Regions from separate parts of the Homo sapiens genome. Here region 1 is linked to region 2. The links are chromatin loops, found by intact Hi-C in ENCODE. Cell type or tissue: mammary epithelial cell. All regions are shown on one strand. Each heading gives the region's core, and the rest is flanking DNA. Links, peaks and the distances in the headings are about the cores only.

What was found. A loop is a pair of places that touch in the nucleus more often than their neighbours do. Peaks named below come from ENCODE experiments on the same cell type or tissue, not always from the same donor. Only the 100,000 strongest peaks of a DNase experiment are listed, where the experiment ranks them.
Region 1: a loop joins it to region 2, with 2.0 times the contacts of the local background. A loop is called at or near these places in 6 of 110 quality-filtered maps.

What each region holds. Positions count from the first base shown.
Region 1 is chr2:85,182,849-85,191,178 of GRCh38, forward strand. All of the region lies in intron 3 of TCF7L1 (transcription factor 7 like 1), which reads left to right. It overlaps TCF7L1-IT1 (TCF7L1 intronic transcript 1), which reads left to right and starts at 3,561. Exons shown (of 2, transcript NR_046797.1): 1 at 3,561-3,950; 2 at 4,338-4,405. RefSeq lists an enhancer at 6,943-7,444. In mammary epithelial cell, for the core only: a CTCF peak has its summit at 3,502 (motif pointing right); no DNase peak of the experiment used is centred there.
Region 2 is chr2:85,282,326-85,290,655 of GRCh38, forward strand. TCF7L1 (transcription factor 7 like 1) reads left to right here. Exons shown (of 12, transcript NM_031283.3): 4 at 1,170-1,253. Among named protein-coding and RNA genes, the nearest start is that of TGOLN2, 41 kb to the right of the region's middle. RefSeq lists a silencer at 3,299-3,368 and an enhancer at 7,625-8,125. In mammary epithelial cell, for the core only: a CTCF peak has its summit at 3,325 (motif pointing left); DNase peaks (open chromatin) are centred at 3,286 and 6,196; H3K27ac peaks cover 2,991 bases.

The DNA.
Region 1 (8,330 bases), core at 54-8,053, 99 kb before region 2:
ATCACCTGAGGACTTGTGAAAATACATTGCTGGGTCCCCACCTCCAGAGGAAAGGTCCTGAGAATCTGCATTGCCAACAAGTTCTCAGAGGATGCCGATGCTGCTGGTCCAGGGAGCGCACTGAGAATCCCCGCTCTAGGGCTTCGTGGTTCCTCACTAGAGCTTCTGCTTCAAGGGGTGAGAGAGCAGAAGTCAGACACAATGGCCCCACTTCACTCCAAGGAAGCCTGAGAAATGTAGTCCTTTTGTGCACCCAGGAGGAAAATCAAATGGTATTGTCTGTGCCACAGTGAAAAGGGGCAGCACAGAGCCGGGTTTAACCTGGTATCTGCCTGAAATACTAGATATCAAAATGCATTTCAAATGGATGGGCAAGTCAGCCAAGAGTGTCACTGACTCATAGGCATACATGCCTTTCAAGAAGGCAGATCATGAATGGAGGTCATTACTAATGTATAACTTGTCCTATTGTGCTAGCACCAAGGGGAGTCACCTAGGACTTGGGTTCCTAGGATGGATGGCCCGTGGTGTCCCTAGTCCAAGCTTTATATCCTAGGCCTAGGGAAGAATGCGTCAGACAGTAGTCAGATCATCATTGGACCTGATGGACTTTGCTTCTGACATTTCCATGATTTTGACATGTCTTTCTTGGTGTCTTTGCTGCCTGGTGTCTCTCAGAGCCCATAACCCTGCTGGCTTGAATAAGGCAGTAGGTGTTTTATATTCAGAATCTTAGCCATGGTGAATAAGCATGTCATATATAGTTCAGCCCTGATTTTGGGGAAAATCATCGGGCGAGTCAGCAAGTTTATGTCTGTGCCGAGCATTCTGGAGGATGTAAGAGAACATGACTCCAGGCTGTTTGGAGAGGCAAAAGCAACCCAAATAAAGTAAGTGAGGACTTAGTGCAGACTGCAAGTGTATTAGCCAGAGGTGGCATTACAGAGCCCAGCTCAGGATACGGAATGGCTCCAGCAACTCTGTACTGCTCAACCCACTTCTGGAGCTTCAGGCTTAGTTCTAGGAGCTGCAGTTTCACCAGGACTTAGACAAACAGATGATAGCAAGGGTCTGGGAGGCCTCTGCCTGGAGAAGAGGGAAAGTCAAGGGGCATTTCAGCCATTGAAATCTTTGTAAAGTTGGGTCGTGGTTGTGGGAAGAGAGGTGATACAAGGTGTCATTCCAGGAAGGAAAGCTAGGCCTAAGTTCTCTCCTCTTCTCAGTGGAGTGAGGTTGTTTTTTGTCTTGGGGTATGTAGGCACCAGAACTGTTCACACAGTTTGGCAGATTTCATGTTAAGGAAATGACTTTGGGAAGAAAAGGAGGTGTCCATGTGGGTTAGAAATCTGGAAGGGCATTTTCCATGGAGCGAGCCTTTAGCCAAGCTCTAAAGGCCAGGTAGGATTTGGGTGAGCAGGAGGAGAGGACGCTGCAGTCAGCAGATGGGCAGTGAGGCGGGGAAGAAAGGCGGAACCAGGCCTGGTATCAGAGCTGGGGCTGGCAGGGGAGAGGCAGTGTTCGGGAAAGTGGAGTCCGCCTGAAGATTGTGGGACCTTCCGTGGGGAAGGTAACCCGGAAGCAGTTTCAGATTGGGTATTGGAGGAGAATGAGCGGACAAGGAGCAAATTTAAGAGCCAGCTTTCAGGAAATAGGTCTATAGTCCTTGGTGGTTCTGGTGTCTAGATGATGCTGGTGATTATGAAGTCTCTTTGCAGCCCCAGCCCTTGGAGCATGCAGGTGGAAGGCCAGATTCCTCACCTGGAGAGCTCCGCAGAAGATGATCTCATCAACCTACCCTTTTCTTGGCCCATCTTCATGGTGTGTAAGGACAAGGCTGCAGCACTTGGACCCTCTCTCAGGGGATGCTGCTGTGCTTAGACTGAGGTGGCCCTGCTGATGTTCCCTGCCCTTGGTATAGGGGCGGGACAAGGCTAGGGAAACTAACGGCTGTGCTCCCCTCTCTTCTACCTGGGCTAGGTCTTTGCTGTTCAGTTTGGCCAGGCGGGCTGGGCTGTCACATGAGTGATCCCTTCTGATCCTCACAGCACCCTTACAAGGCAAAGACTCTTAGCAGCCAATCTGTTTTGTTTCTGACTGAAACAAGCTCAGAGAGTCAAGGGCCTGGCCCAGGGTGTCACAGCAAAGTTCAGTGACAGGTTCTACCTGTGTCTTAGTTCTCTGACTCCACATCTAGAGCTTGTTCTCTTCCACCATTCAAGATCTTTTATAGCCCCAGATGAAGAATTTCATGTTTCTTAGGAAAGTGACTACCTGGGCAAGGACTTAGCGACGCCTGAGAAATTAGCTTCAGGAGAGTGTGCCCTAGTAATGATAAGTGACGTAATAACCAGCCTGTATTGAGGGTCTACTCTGTGCCAGGCCAGCGTTTGAACTCATGAATCTGCATCACAGCATTTTTTTTTTTAAGAGATGGTGTGTTGCTCTGTCACCCAGGCTGGAGTGCAGTGGTGCTATCGTAGCTCACTGTAGCCTCAAACTCCTAGGCTAAAGCGATCCCCCTGCCTCAGCCACCCCATTAGCTGGGACTACAAGCAAGTGCCACCACACTCAGCAACATCACGTCTTACAGAAGAGGAAATGGGAGGCACAGAGAAGAGAGAGGTTAAATGAGCTGTCTGGGGTCACACAGGTAGAGCCAGTCTCAAGCAGGAGCCAGCCGATAGTCTCACACTGAACCACAGGGCAGCCAGAGCTCCTCATGGAAGCTCGCTTGTTTATGTGGCCCAGCTCCAGAGAGGGTTGTCCTGTCTATCTCTGCTTGTGGGTTTTCTGGGGAGGCTGCATTGGAGAGAGAGGATGTGTCTCAGCCTGACACACCACACTCTGCTGAGGTTGTGGCAGTCCCTGGCTTGGGGTTAGGACATCTTAGGAAGTGGCAGCTCACGCCTGTGGCGGGTTTTTGTGATGGGCTGATAGAGAGGAAGGTGGTCAGAACTGGGAGGGCCCTCACTGTGCGGGTAGCCCCATGTTGGTGGAGGCCTCCTAGTCTGTTTGTATGCACTGCTGCCTCATTTAACTTGAGACTTAGATCCTCGGAGCAGCCTGCCAGGAGATACGAGTTTACCTCCCAGTCAGGAGACAACACAGGGGATTTTTTTTTTTTTTTTTTTTTTTTGAGACGGAGTCTCGCTCTGTCGCCTAGGCTGGAGTGCAGTGGTGCAATCTCGGCTCACTGCAAGCTCTGCCTCCCAGGTTCACTCCGTTCTCCTGCCTCAGCCTCCCGAGTAGCTGGGACTACAGGTGCCTGCCACCACGCCTGGCTAGTTTTTTGTATTTTTTAGTAGAGACGGGGTTTCATCGTGTTAGCCAGGATGGTCTCAATCTCCTGACCTCGTGATCCGCCTGCCTCGGCCTCCCAGAGTGCTGGGATTACAAGCGTGAGCCACCGCGCCCGGCCGCAGGGGACTTTATTTTAGAGCCCGATCAAAGTAACATGGAAAAGCTAAAGGTTCTCTGAGCTGCAGTGGCTCCTCCTTTCCATGAGGGGGCGCCATCCAGAGTCAGCGCTTCCTCTGAACACATCCCACTTGAATGGGACAGGCAGCCATGGTAGCCATAGAGCATATGGGCCCACACTGCTTGCATTTAAATTTTCACTCCTGTTGTTTCCATGATGAGCATTCCTCAGGTTCTATGCCATAAATTTATAATTTGGGAAATATGGTCACCATTACCATATGGCTCCCATTGTGTCTTCTAATTTAGCAAAGATGATAAATTTGTTTCCTGAAAATTTTAGGGTTAAAAGCATTCAATTGGATTTGATTCGTTGGGAGTTGGTGATGTGCCTGATGTATCTGTAACAGGAATATCCCATTCTTCAACCATGCTGCACACAGAGTTAGGAGTCCCAAAGAAGGCATTTGCCTGAATAATTCCATAAAACGTGTATGTAAAAGAAGTCATAAACGGAGGAAGGAAAATACTAGGTAGGTAATAAAGACATTTTTCATACTTTTATCCTGTTTGGAATATAAATTCTTTGTTCTCAGCTAGATTTGTACTGTACTAATGAGGAAAGGTAAACAACAACGAACTGCCACCCTTTGACATGTATATACACTCCTTTTCTTTGCATGTGAGTTGGTGGATACCATGTATAAATGTCTGCACATGTTGGCTGAGTGTAGTTTGGTGAACATACTCCGTCCCCTGCCCCCAGCCCTGACTAAGATGCAGCACCAGATACACATTTTGGAAGAACTGACCTTATTGTTGTCAAGTAGGTGGAACTTGTCAGAACGTCATCTTTTTCCTCTTACCCCTCCCACCCTCATTCATTCTCCAAGTGCCCTTTTCATTTCACTTCCTTTTAGATCCTCCTCTCAGCTGTCAGCTAAAGAAGACCTGATACTCTGATTCACCCCAAGATTCAAAGCTCTCATTTCTTATCTCTCCCAGAAGAATTTTCTGGATGAGCCTTTAAGCCAAAGGTATGACTGTCTAATAGCGGAATTTCAGTCATCTGGGACAGACTAGATGGGGAGATGTTAAGGAAAGAGACTCTTCCTGGTGTACCCAGAATTATAGAACTCAGATGTCCTCATGTGCCCTGTGTTTCTTGCTAAAAGTTGTATAGTTTTGTGTTTTACATTGAAGTCTTAAGTCTTACATTTAAGATCCATTTTGAGTTACTTTTCATATAAGGTGTAATGTTTAGGTTGAGGTTGATTTTTTTCCCCCTCCTGTAGATGTCCACTTGCTGTAGCACACTTTGTTGAAAGGACTACCTCTCACCATTGAATTGTTTTTACACCTTTGTAAAAAAGCAAGTGGGCAATTTGTGTTCTCTATTGTGTTCCATTGATCTCCATGTCTAGCCCTCTACCAAGACCATGCTGTCACAGTTACTGGAGCTATATAGTAAGCCTTAACACTGGGAAGAGAGATTCCTTTATTCTTTTTCAAAATAGTTTTGGCTCTTCTAGGGCCTTTCTCTTATGTTCACAAGGAAACTTATACATGTGAATGTTCATAACACCTTCATTCAAAATAGCCTCAATCTGGAAACTATCCAGATGTTCTTCAGTGGTGTATGGTTGACCAAACTGTGGTATATCTATACCATGGAATACAGCAATAAAAAAGAAAAAATTATTGATCACATGCAACAATATAGGCGAGCCTCAAGGAAATGATGCTGAACGAAAAAGTCAGTCTCCAAAGGTTATATACTGCATTTGCCATTTATATAACATTCGTGAAATGACAAAATTATAGCGAGGGGGAACAGATGAGTGGTTGCCAGGTGCTAGGGATGAGGGGAATAAGGGATAGGTGTTGCTCAAAAGGGGTAGCATGAGAGAATCTGGTGGTAATGGTACAGTTTAGTATTTTGATTGTGGTTGTTACACAAAGCTACACATGTGACAAAATTACATAGGGCTACACATACACACACACACACGAGTGTTTGTAAAACTGGTGAAATCTGAGAAAGTTCTGTGGAGTGTGCCAATCTCAATATCCTAGTTTTGATAGCATGCTAGTTAGCTATGCAAGACGTTAACATCGGGGGAGGCTAGGCTAGATGCTTGGAACCTCCCTGTACACTTTTTTTCCAACTTCCTATGAATCTATAATCATTTTGAAATAAAAAGTTAAAACAATATTACATTCTGTTTATGTCACATCAAGAATGGCAAACCTGTAAAAATATGGACATACAGTTGCCTCTGCAAAAGGAGGCTTCATCTGATTTCATAACATTTTATTTGTTTAGAAAAACCTGGTCTTGAAGCAAACATAACAAAATGTTAACATTTGTGAATTTAGGATGATGGATTTTATTTGTTGTGTTTTTCCCTGTCCTTTATTATGTGTTTGAATCATTCCATTATTTAAAAAATAAAATAAATGTAAACAAAAGCAATAATTATGCCAGGGTATGTATCTCCCTGGTATCTTGGTCCACTCACAAAAGTGGTCTGAATGTTTAATATTTCCTTAGTAAAACTGCTACTTGGTCACAGGCTTCTCTCCATGAATTACTAACTCCGGGTTGGGAAGCCTAAGAACATAATCCATCTTTTTTATTATGACAAGCTAATTTAATTTTAATTGCTCCTTATAGTATTGCATTATGAGGAGGAACTATCTTTAATTATCTTTTTGGGGGGGTGTTTCTAAAGTAATGTGATCTCAGAAGCAGAGCATCGTCCCTTCCAAAGTAGCCACCTGACTGTGAACTTAAAATATTTGTGTGCAACAGTGTAAATAGACTTCTCTGCTCCTCCAACTGGTGGAGGCTGCCCTTCCCCCCGAAGCAATTAAAAGAATTCCAGATGGGTGATTCTCCCCTTCCTGGTCCTATTTAAAAATACAAGTGTCGCTTCGGGGATTTTTTTTTTCCTGGAATATACCAAGTGAGTGACACAAGAATTGGGACTCTCCATTCCTGATTTAAATATTGGCCGTGTCCTTTCGAGATCATTTTTCTTGGTGACATGTTAGACAATCTCAGGTCAGTCTGTGTCCTTAAAGATCACTGTGGGTGTCAGGAATGCTGCTTACAGATGTACATGATGGGCACATGGAGGCGCCCTTCAGGGCCTTTGGCTCAGATCCCCATCCTGCTCTTAAAGAAAAGGGCATTCTGTTATTTATTTGTTGGATTTTAATTTCTGCCTCTAGCCCTCTAAGGCTTCTCCATGTAGTGCCATCCTCTGCTGCTGTTACCACCATCAGGGGTGGGGGTAGGGGTGCTGTACAGTTGGCGGCCAGAGGATGCCATTGAAAAGTGGAGAAGTCTTCACACTGCTCTTTGTGGAAGGACGGCCTCCCTTCCCGTGGGCAAACCCCGGGGCTGGAGCCCTCCCAGCTGCCCAGTGGCTTTTGTGTGTGTGCAGCTTTCAGCTCCTGTCCATCAGGCTGAAAGGGCCCATTCAGGGGCATTCATGCGCCTCCGAGACCCCGGCCGCCTGGACACAATCAGCTGAGAGGGGCGCTGCGAGCCTTGCACATGAGAATGCGCCCACTCGGCCTGCCTCCAATTGTTTGGAGAAGCCCAGGGCCCGGGAGTGAGCCCAGAGGAATGACACTGGACAGCCACTTGGGGTTCATTCATTCTGTGCACTTGGAGCCTCTGGAAGGGAGGGGTGGGAATACCTTGCAGTGAGCTGGGAATGAGCAAGTTCAGGGCTGCTAGGGCTTATCTTTGGTCCTGACCTTCAGCTTTTATCTTTGTGTACACCTCTTGGAGCCCCTGCTTAAGGGTAGAGACCTTGTCTTCTTTATCTTTATAGTCCCACATACCTGAGGCACTCAGTAAGTCCTTGTTGAAGGAGTGAACTACATTGCTGCTCCTTTCATATAGCCCCAGGCACACTGATGTACTTTACTGTCCTTTGAAGAGGCCACAGAATATTTTGCCTCTTGGGGTGTGATCACCTTACTGAAAAGACTGGGCTCACCTCTTAGGTCAAGGAGAGTAGACTTTGAGATCTTGGAGGGACGAAGGACATTTTCAAGGTGGGAAGTTGCCGTAGAACAGAGTGCTGATGGCCAGGGATCTGCATTTGGAATTTGAGAGGCTGAGTAAGGAGCACCATAGGCCTCTGCAGAGGCCAGTCTTGGGTGGCTGGTTTGCAGGAAAGGGCAGGACCTGGTGCTGACTTGGAACCAGTTGGTGGTAGATGTGGAGATGGGAGAATGGACTTCATGGACACTTACCATATGGCAGCCAACACCCTGGGAACCTCTGGCACCTGATGACTGACCTAGGAACATGGGGGAATGAAAAGCACAGGCCAAGATGCTAAGGAGCCTTTGTGTTTCTTAGTTTTACAAAATTGTGTTTAAGGATCACAGCAGCAGCAGTCACAGTAGTAGCCAAAGAGATAGTAGAATCTTCTATTTATTGGGAACTTACTGGACTAAGAGCTTTGTACATAATACTTCACTGACTTAAGCTGTTCTGTTGTTATATACACCCACGTATGAGTGGTAAGTGCTGCAGGCATTTTAAGGTAGGAAAGGTTATTATTCCCATTTATGGACGCAATACCTGAGGCTCAGAAATATTAAGTGGCTTCCCAAGGTGAGTGGCAGAGCTTCAGTGGAAACGGGGGCTTAGGCTCTTAGCAACTGAGGCGAGGGCTGCTGCCAGCATTAATGACTCTGGTGCAGTGAACTGAGTTATCTTTATAATTTCTCCTTCAATTTTAAGTGTTAAGAAAGAAGGAAGAAAAGGAAAAATACCTCTACTAGTCTTTAAGAGCCTTATAACTTATTTGGAGAAACGCAGCACACAATATAGAAACACTTGCCAAGCTGCCAGTGCCGAGTGGTGGTATCAGTGCTGAGGACAG
Region 2 (8,330 bases), core at 66-8,065:
TTCCGTTACAGCTTTCATTCTCAAAGGAGTCTCAAGAATTCTGCAAAGAGGCTGCTTGCGGGTCTGTTGCCCAGAAGCAACCTGTCAGCGTTGACACTAAGACAACATGTGTGCTTTTGCTCCTGGCAAAGACTAATGGTTTGCTTATGGAAATAATAGGCGTCATTTATCAAATGTCTCCCATGTGCGAGGCACTGTGTTCAATATGTGACACCGTCCCTAGTCCGAACAACCTGTACCGTGAGTGATAATAACCTTGCCTTACAGATGCTGAAACTGGGACTCAGAGTTGTTAATCACTCATTCAGGGTCACACAGCCTATGTTGGCAGAGTAAGAGCCTGAACCCATGAATGCAGGGCTCCGGAGCCCAGAAGGGCCCTTCCCAGTGCTCCTGACTGCTGCTCCACTCAACTCATTCTTTCTAGGCTCTTGGCAAGGACTGTGCCATGCCAGAGAGAGAGAGAGATTGTGTGTGTGTGTGTGTGTGTGTGTGTGTGTGTGTGTGTGTGTGTGTGTTGGGGAAGTACTGTTTGGTTTGGGTTTTTTGCACTGACATGAGAAAGAATGGGGTGCTGGGTAATCTTTTTCAGGGTTGAGAGACGCTATAATGAAGGAAAGCTCAGCATCCTTGAGTTGGGGTAGATGTTGCCCATGACTCTGTGTCAGGCAGATGGCTTTTATTCATTCATTCCCAGATACTTCTGGATGGCTGTTTCGTAGGGAGCATTGTGTGTGGATGTCGTAAGTGATGGAAATGGATGGGGCAGGATGGCCATCTGGGAGCCTCTGCCTCCTTGGTCAGCCCTGCGTGTCCATGACTACAGCATAGGGAGGGGACTTGAGCCTCACTAGTAGGTTCTTTGAATATGTTGATTGGTTGTGCTGGAATGGATCGGTTCTCTCCACCACTTAAAGTTCAGCTTAGTTGTCATTCGTGTCCCCCCCCCCAAAATGACATAGGGCGTGGTGAGGCTGGTAGTGATTGTAAATATATGCTCGCTCCTGTTATAATCGTTTGGAAATTGACCCAGTACAGGGCATGTGGCATGAAAATGCAGGCCACCCCAATGGCCTGCCCCGGTGCCCTAACAGCAGAGCCCAGCAAACTTTGAGTACTTGTGAGGCCTCATCTCACCAACAGCTTTTTCTTTTCTGTTCCCTGTGCAGTACCTGCAGATGAAATGGCCCCTCCTCGATGTCCCCTCCAGCGCCACAGTCAAGGACACGAGGTCACCATCTCCAGCACACTTGGTAAGTCTGTTTCACCTTAAAGCACCAAAGGGCCACTATTAGTGGCCTCATCCCATGCCACTGCCTTCTGCCATCACGCTGAAGCAGATGGGGTCCAACAGTGTTTCCTCAAATGTGTGAGTACAGTGAGGAAGAGCTGAGTGCTTGGGGCTAACAATTGGGTTGTGACCTCAACACACACACCACACCGCCTCAGATGTTTTGTAATTGGAATAGCCGTCCCCCAACCCCCATGGCCCTGGCTGCTCACCCTGGTTCATCACAGAAGCCTGCCTGCGATCCTTCCCGGCTGCCATCTGAACCCGCTGCCCACTTCACGTGGGCAAGGGTGGCTTCTCTGTCCTGTTGAGGCTTACCCAGAATTGCCTCCTCTTCTCCCTCATAGCTGCCAGGCAATAGTTGAAGAGGCTCTTCTGTTTTTGTTTTTGTTTTTGTTTTTGTTTGTTTTTTGAGACGGAGTCTCGCTCTTTTGCCCAGGCTGGAGTGCAGTGGCACAATCTTGGCTCACTGCAACCTCTGCCTCCCAGGTTCAAGCGATTCTCCTGCCTCAGCCTCCCAAGTAGCTGGGACTACAGGCATGTGCCACCACGCCTGGCTAATTTTTGGTATTTTTAGTAGAGACGGTGTTTCACTGTGTTAGCCAGGATGGTCTCGATCTCCTGACCTCGTGATCCGCCAGCCTTGGCCTCCCAAAGTGCTGAGATTACAGGCATGAGCCACCGCGCCCGGCCGAAGAGGCTCTTCTGTACAGGATGTTATAGGAAAGAATTCAATAGGACGTATGCAAACAAATGCTCCTCAGGGCAGCCGAGCCTCTTCTGCCAGGCCCTGTGGCAATACCAGCTGGAAAGGAGGGTCTGGACAATCCTGGGAGACAGGAGCAGTGGATCCAAGCAGTACCTCTGGCCTCCTCAGGACATGCAAAGGACTGAAACCCAAAGCTGATAAGAGATGCTCCTGGAACAGAACCAGATATCCTACTTTCCTGGGCTTTTCCTGGGTGCTTGGGTCAACACTTGCCTTAAGATGCACTCACCCCACAAGCTAACTGGTGCTCGCCGACTGTACAGTGAGCCTCAGAATCAGGGAATGCGGTTAGAAGGGACCCTCATCCTGCATGACCTATGCATTTTACAGACGAGCAGACATAGGACTTCACTGTTACTGCCCTGTACTAGGTATTAGGCGTTGGGCTTCTATGATGTTTATTAAAGTTTAATTACAGAAAATTTTAAAGATGTATCAAAGTAGAGAGAATTACATAATGAATCCCCATGTTCCCTTCACCCAGAATTTCCCTCCTGCTACATAGGGGATTTAAAGTGAATCCCAGACATTACTTCATCTCATAGGACATTTTAAGAGATACTGATAGCTGGGCGCAGTGGCTCACGCCTGTAATCCCAGCACTTTGGGAGGCCGAGGTGGGCGGATCACGAGGTCAGGAGATCGATACCATCCTGGCTAACACGGTGAAACACCGTCTCTACTAAAAATACAAAAAATTAGCCAGGCGTGGTGGCGGGCGCCTGTAGTCCCAGCTACTAGGGAGGCTGAGGCAGGAGAATGGTGTGAACCCCGGAGGCGGAGCTGATAGTGAGCCGAGATCGCGCCACTGCACTCCAGCCTGGGTGACAGAGCGAGACTCTGTCTCAAAAAAAAAAAACTGATAATTCTTATTCATTAAAAGCTTAGAGTCTAGCAGAAGAGAAAGAAGATATGTGCAGAAAGCTAAATAAATAAGGGTGCAGGGAGCCTGTATGATTTCCAGTAATCAGGAGACCTGCTCCTGTGGAGCCCTTGGGAGTTTACAGTGGGATCTACAGTGGGATGCCACATGCAGCTCTCAGGTGATTGTCACAGCCATCACCAGGGAGTCAGGCAAGGATGACAGTGGAAGGAACCGTGAGTGCGGGACCAGCCATCCGGGAAAGGCAGCAGGTTCTGCAGCCAGTCGCCAAGGCACAAGCTGCTGTTGAACAAGCACTCCACACCTCAGGCATAAGCCAGGGTAGTGGCTTTGGCCCAGAGTCCCACTTGGGATAGCCAAGCACGAGGCGCGGGTGCCCTCTAGTGGTGCCAGTCAGCCCTGGTGGAGGATGTGCGGACCACATCTGCCCACCCTAGACCTGGCTCGTGCCCTGCACCTCCCCCCAGTGCAGCCATCTCTGTTTCAGATCTGTGCCTTCCTCTACCTCTCCTGTGCCGTCTGCCAGCCCACTCCTGAAGACCTGAGATGGCTGGGTCCTCTGTCTTAGTTTCTCTCTGCATATTGTCGCATCTCCATCTACTTTTCAAGAATGTTATTTCCCTTTAAAAACTAACACATGAGGCCGGGCGTGGTGGCTCACGCCTGTAATCCCAGCACTTTGGGAAGCTGAGGCAGGCAGATAACCTCAGGTCGAGAGTTCGAGACCAGCCTGACCAATGTGGAGAAATCCTGTCTCTACTAAAAATACAAAATTAGCCAGGCATGGTGGCGCATACCTGTAATCTCAACTACTCAGGAGGCTGAGGCAGGAGAATCGCCTGAACCCGGGAGGCAGAGGTTGCAGTGAGCCGAGATTGTGCCATTGAACCCCAGCCTGGGCAGCAAGAGCAAAACTCCATCTCAAAAAAAAAAAAAAAAAAATCGGCGTGGTGGTACGCGCCTGTAATCCCAGCTATTTGTGAGGCTGAGGCAGGAGAATTGCTTGAACCCAGGAGGTGGAAGTTGCAGTGAGCTGAGATTGCACCACTGCACTCCAGCCTGGGCAACAGAGCAAGACTCTGTGACTCAAAAAACAAACAAACAAAAAAAAAAACTAACATATAGTGGCCAGGTATGGTGGCTCATGCCTTTAATCTCAACACTTTGGGAGGCCAAGGAGGGAGGATTGCTTGAGGCCAGGAGTTTGAGACCAGTCTGGGCAACATGGTGAGATCTCTACAAAAAAGACGGAGTTTTGCTCTTGTTGCTCAGGCTGGAGTGCAATGGCGCGATCTTGGCTCACCACAACCTCTGCCTCCTGGGTTCAAGCGATTCTCCTGCCTCAGCCTTCCAAGTAGCTGGGATTACAGGCATGTGCCACTATGCCCGGCTACCTTTGTATTTTTAATAGAGACAGGGTTTCTCCACGTTGGTCAGACTGGTCTCAAACTCCCAACCTCAGGTGATCCACCCTCCTCGGCCTCCCAAAGTGCTGGGATTACAGGCGTGAGCCACTGCGCCTGGCCAAAATTTTTAAAATTAGCCAGATGCAGTCATTCACACCTATAGTCCCATTTACTCAGGAGGCTGAGCTGGGAGTTCGGAGCTGCAGTGAGCCATGATTGTGCCACTGCACTCTAGCCTGGGTGACAGAGTGAGACCCTGTCGTGAACAAAAAAACAAAACTAACACGTGTACTCTGAGTTTCCCATTCTTCCTTTTGCACAGAGCAATCCTCTGAGAAATGAAAGAAAAACCCTGTGTTCAGCCTTCCTGTTCCTGTGAGCACCGTCCTGTTTCTTTTTTATTGTTTACCGCCTGACTTCCCACACCTCTGTCACCTCCTTTATTCTGCCACTCCACTGCAGCCCGGCTTAGCGCTTCAGTCACCATCGAATAACTAACTCCACTCATTTTCCTGCTTTTTTGCAACACAGCCGACAGCCAAGGCCTGACTACTCTCTGCTTCCTGTAAATCTTATCATTGACTCCAAGATACTGTATTAATACACATAATCAGTTGTTTGTCTTTTTGAAGCTTCCATTTTCTTTCTAGACTTTTATTCAAATAAATCAACTCTTCATCATCACTTATTCCTCTCAATGTTTGTGACAGAAAAAATATATAAAATCCCATCAAGAGAGCTGTAGAACTCTCAAGAAAGTTCTACACCCGTAGTTCCAACTGCCAAACAAACATCTAACCATTGCAGATGTGTGCTCTGCAAATAATAACTCAGCATTGTGGTGGAGCAGGGGTCCCTTATTTTGTCTAAGGGCAGAGAAGCATGAACCGTTGCCACACATGGCATTATAGATAGCAACATGGATAGTTTTCTAGTAAATTTTATATTACCGTAGTCTATATTATAATATAGCAAAGCAGACACAGGCCTCAAAAACTTAAGGAACATTTATGGGAGAAAATCTTAACTGGGAATTCAACAGATGGGGAGAAGACCATCATTCTCAGTTTTTGAGGCAGAGCATCTCATTCCAACGAGAGGTGTGTACGTGCAGGAGCAAAACCTGAGACACCCGGGGAGGAGGGTATATGAGTGGGAGGCTGTATAATACACTTGGTTGCAATCCCAGATCCACCTCTTTCTATTTATGCAGCTCCAAGCAAATTACCTCATCTCTCTTTGCCTTGGTTTCCTCATCTATTAAATGGGGATTAGAAGAGACTGACTTCATAGAGTCGTTGTGCGAAAATGAGCCAGTGTATTGTAATGAGTCTAGAATTGTGCCTCTACCACAAAATAAGTCCTCAATAACTATTAGCTTACTACTCCCAGCGTCACCACCACCACTACCGCTACCTCTACTATTATTAAATGAGAGGGAAAGAACAACGAAAATACTGTTTAATTAGCAAAACTAAGAGGTAATGAGGGCCTGAATTAGGTGCCAGAACAAATGGACAGATTGCAGAGGTAACAGAGATAATGAGCCTATAGAATTTAGCATCTAATCCCCCAAGGATATGATTTAATTGGTCTGGGGTGCGGCTGGTATCTTAGTTTTTAAGCTCCCCAGGAGATTCCAAGGGGCAGCCAGAGTCGAGGATCATTGTTGTAATTGCAAATCACAAACCAGAGGCGGAGTGGAAGGAGGACCTAGAGACATCCCAGTTTACTCCATGCGGCTCTCCAGGCTAGACGTGTGAGCAGAACTTGAAGGTTTTTCGGAGGGAGTCACAGAGGTTTGGACACCGGCTTTTTTGTTAAAATACTTGAGATTATGAAATGTATTTTAGAGTCAGGAGTAAAATATTTAAGGTGAGGTTTGCCCTGGGAGTAGAGCAAGCGAAGGAAACAGCCTGCATACTTGCAGAGATTTAGTGAGTCATGTAGAAGCTGCCTAACAAGGAAGTATGTCTAAGCAAGTCACAACTGGGCCCGGGTGCGGGATGAAGTTAAGTGCTTAATAATTTGGACTTTACACCTTCAAAACAAGCTCTAAAGACTAACAGTAACATTGTATAAGCAACTATTTGTAAGATCCGATCAGTGTAATTTCATCACTTGCAGATTATTATCCAGACCCCTCACCATGGCCCCACATGCCAGGTGCCTGTCTTCCCTCCAGTGTCCCCCAGGAGCACTGTGTCCAGCCACGCAAAACACATATATGCCCCTCTAGAATATAAGCAACACGAAGACAGGAATCGCATCTGAGCGCCTGTTGTAATGCTCGGGAGCATTTGTTGAATGAATGGAAGAATGAATGGTCTGGTAAAAAGTTAATACCCCTTCTCTACCCACATTTACCCAAGATCCAACCCCTTTTTTCATTCAGAACTGTTTTTTAATTTTAAAAAATCTTTTTTTGAAACCGTAAAAGTAATGCATGCACTGTGTAGAACTCTTGGGAAAATGCCAGAAAGCACAGAAAAAGATCTATAATCCCACAACCCACAAACATTTTGTTAAATAGTATTTCAGTCTGGAGTGTGTGTGTGTGTGTGTGTGTGTGTGTGTGTATACTTATAACTTGCTCTCTGATGACCAAAATGCTTCCTGTCCAGGTAGATGCCTAATAAATTCTGCTGAGTTACAGGCAAATGGGGCCAGAGACCCAGAGACCAGGAGACAAATAATCCAGATAACTTGGAAATGGTTGCAGTTCTCCAAAACTTTAGAGTGACTTAATCCAGCTTTTTGGAAAATGGTCAGATATTCAGGGGTTTTTTAATGCAAATTTTAGCTGTTAGGCTGAGCATCCAGAATCAGAAAAGGGACCTAGAGAGTAAGGAGTTGAGGGATAGAGGAAGGTGTAGAGAAAAATCTAGATGAGGTTAGTGCAAAGGCAGAAATATCTACCACCTTTGAAACTTTGCCACCTCTCTCTTCCTGGTTGCCTTTTATTTAAACATTTTAAAAATAGATAGACATAGATGGTTTCCAGTTGTTTGTTTGTTTTGAGACAGTCTCACTGTTGCCCAGGCTGGAGTGCAGTGGCACAAACTCAGCTCACTGCAACCTCCACCTCCTGGGTTCAAGAGATTCTCCTGCCTCAGCCTCCCGAGTACCTGGGATTACAGGTATTCACCACCACGCCCAGCTAATTTTTTTGTATTTTTAGTAGAGACGGGGTTTCATCATGTTGGCTAGGCTGGTCTGGCACTCCTGGCCTCACGGGATCCGCGCACCTCAGCCTCCCAAAGTGCTGGGATTACAGGCACGAGCCACCACGCCTAGCCCAGTTTTTTTTTTTTTTTCTCCGAGACAGAGTCTCACTATGTCGCCCAGGCTGGAGTGCAGTGGTGCGATCTCAGCTCACTGCAACTTTCACACTCCGGGTTCAAGCAATTCTCCCTGCCTCAGCCTCCCAAGTAGCTGGGATTACAGGCGCCTGCCACCACACATGGCTAATTTTTGTATTTTTTTAGTAGAGACGGGGTTTCACCATGATAGCCAGGCTGGTCTTGAACTCCTGACCTCAGGTGATCTGCCCGCCTTGGCCTCCCAAAGTGCTGGAATTACAGGCGTGAGCCACCTCACCCGGCCCCAGTTTTTAAGCTAAAGTTAGCATCCTGTGCATATATTTGTATACGTGTGCGCTTTTCCCCCCATTTAAAAAAAATTAGAGTTAGGGTCTCGCTATGTTGCTCAGGCTGGCCTTGCACTCCTGGCCTCAAGTGATCCGCCTGCCTCAGTCTCCAAAAGTGCTAGGATTACAGGCATGAGCCATCATGCCCAACCTCCCCATTTTTAAGATATAATTTACATATAGTGAAATTCACATGAGTATATAGTTCTGTGAGTTTTGACAAACTTTTGCAGTCATACATGAGTTCACCACAATCAAGATATAGAACAGTTCTCCTAGTCAGCTTAGCTTGGTATGAAAAGTAAAAATAAAAAAGATATAGGACAGTTCTG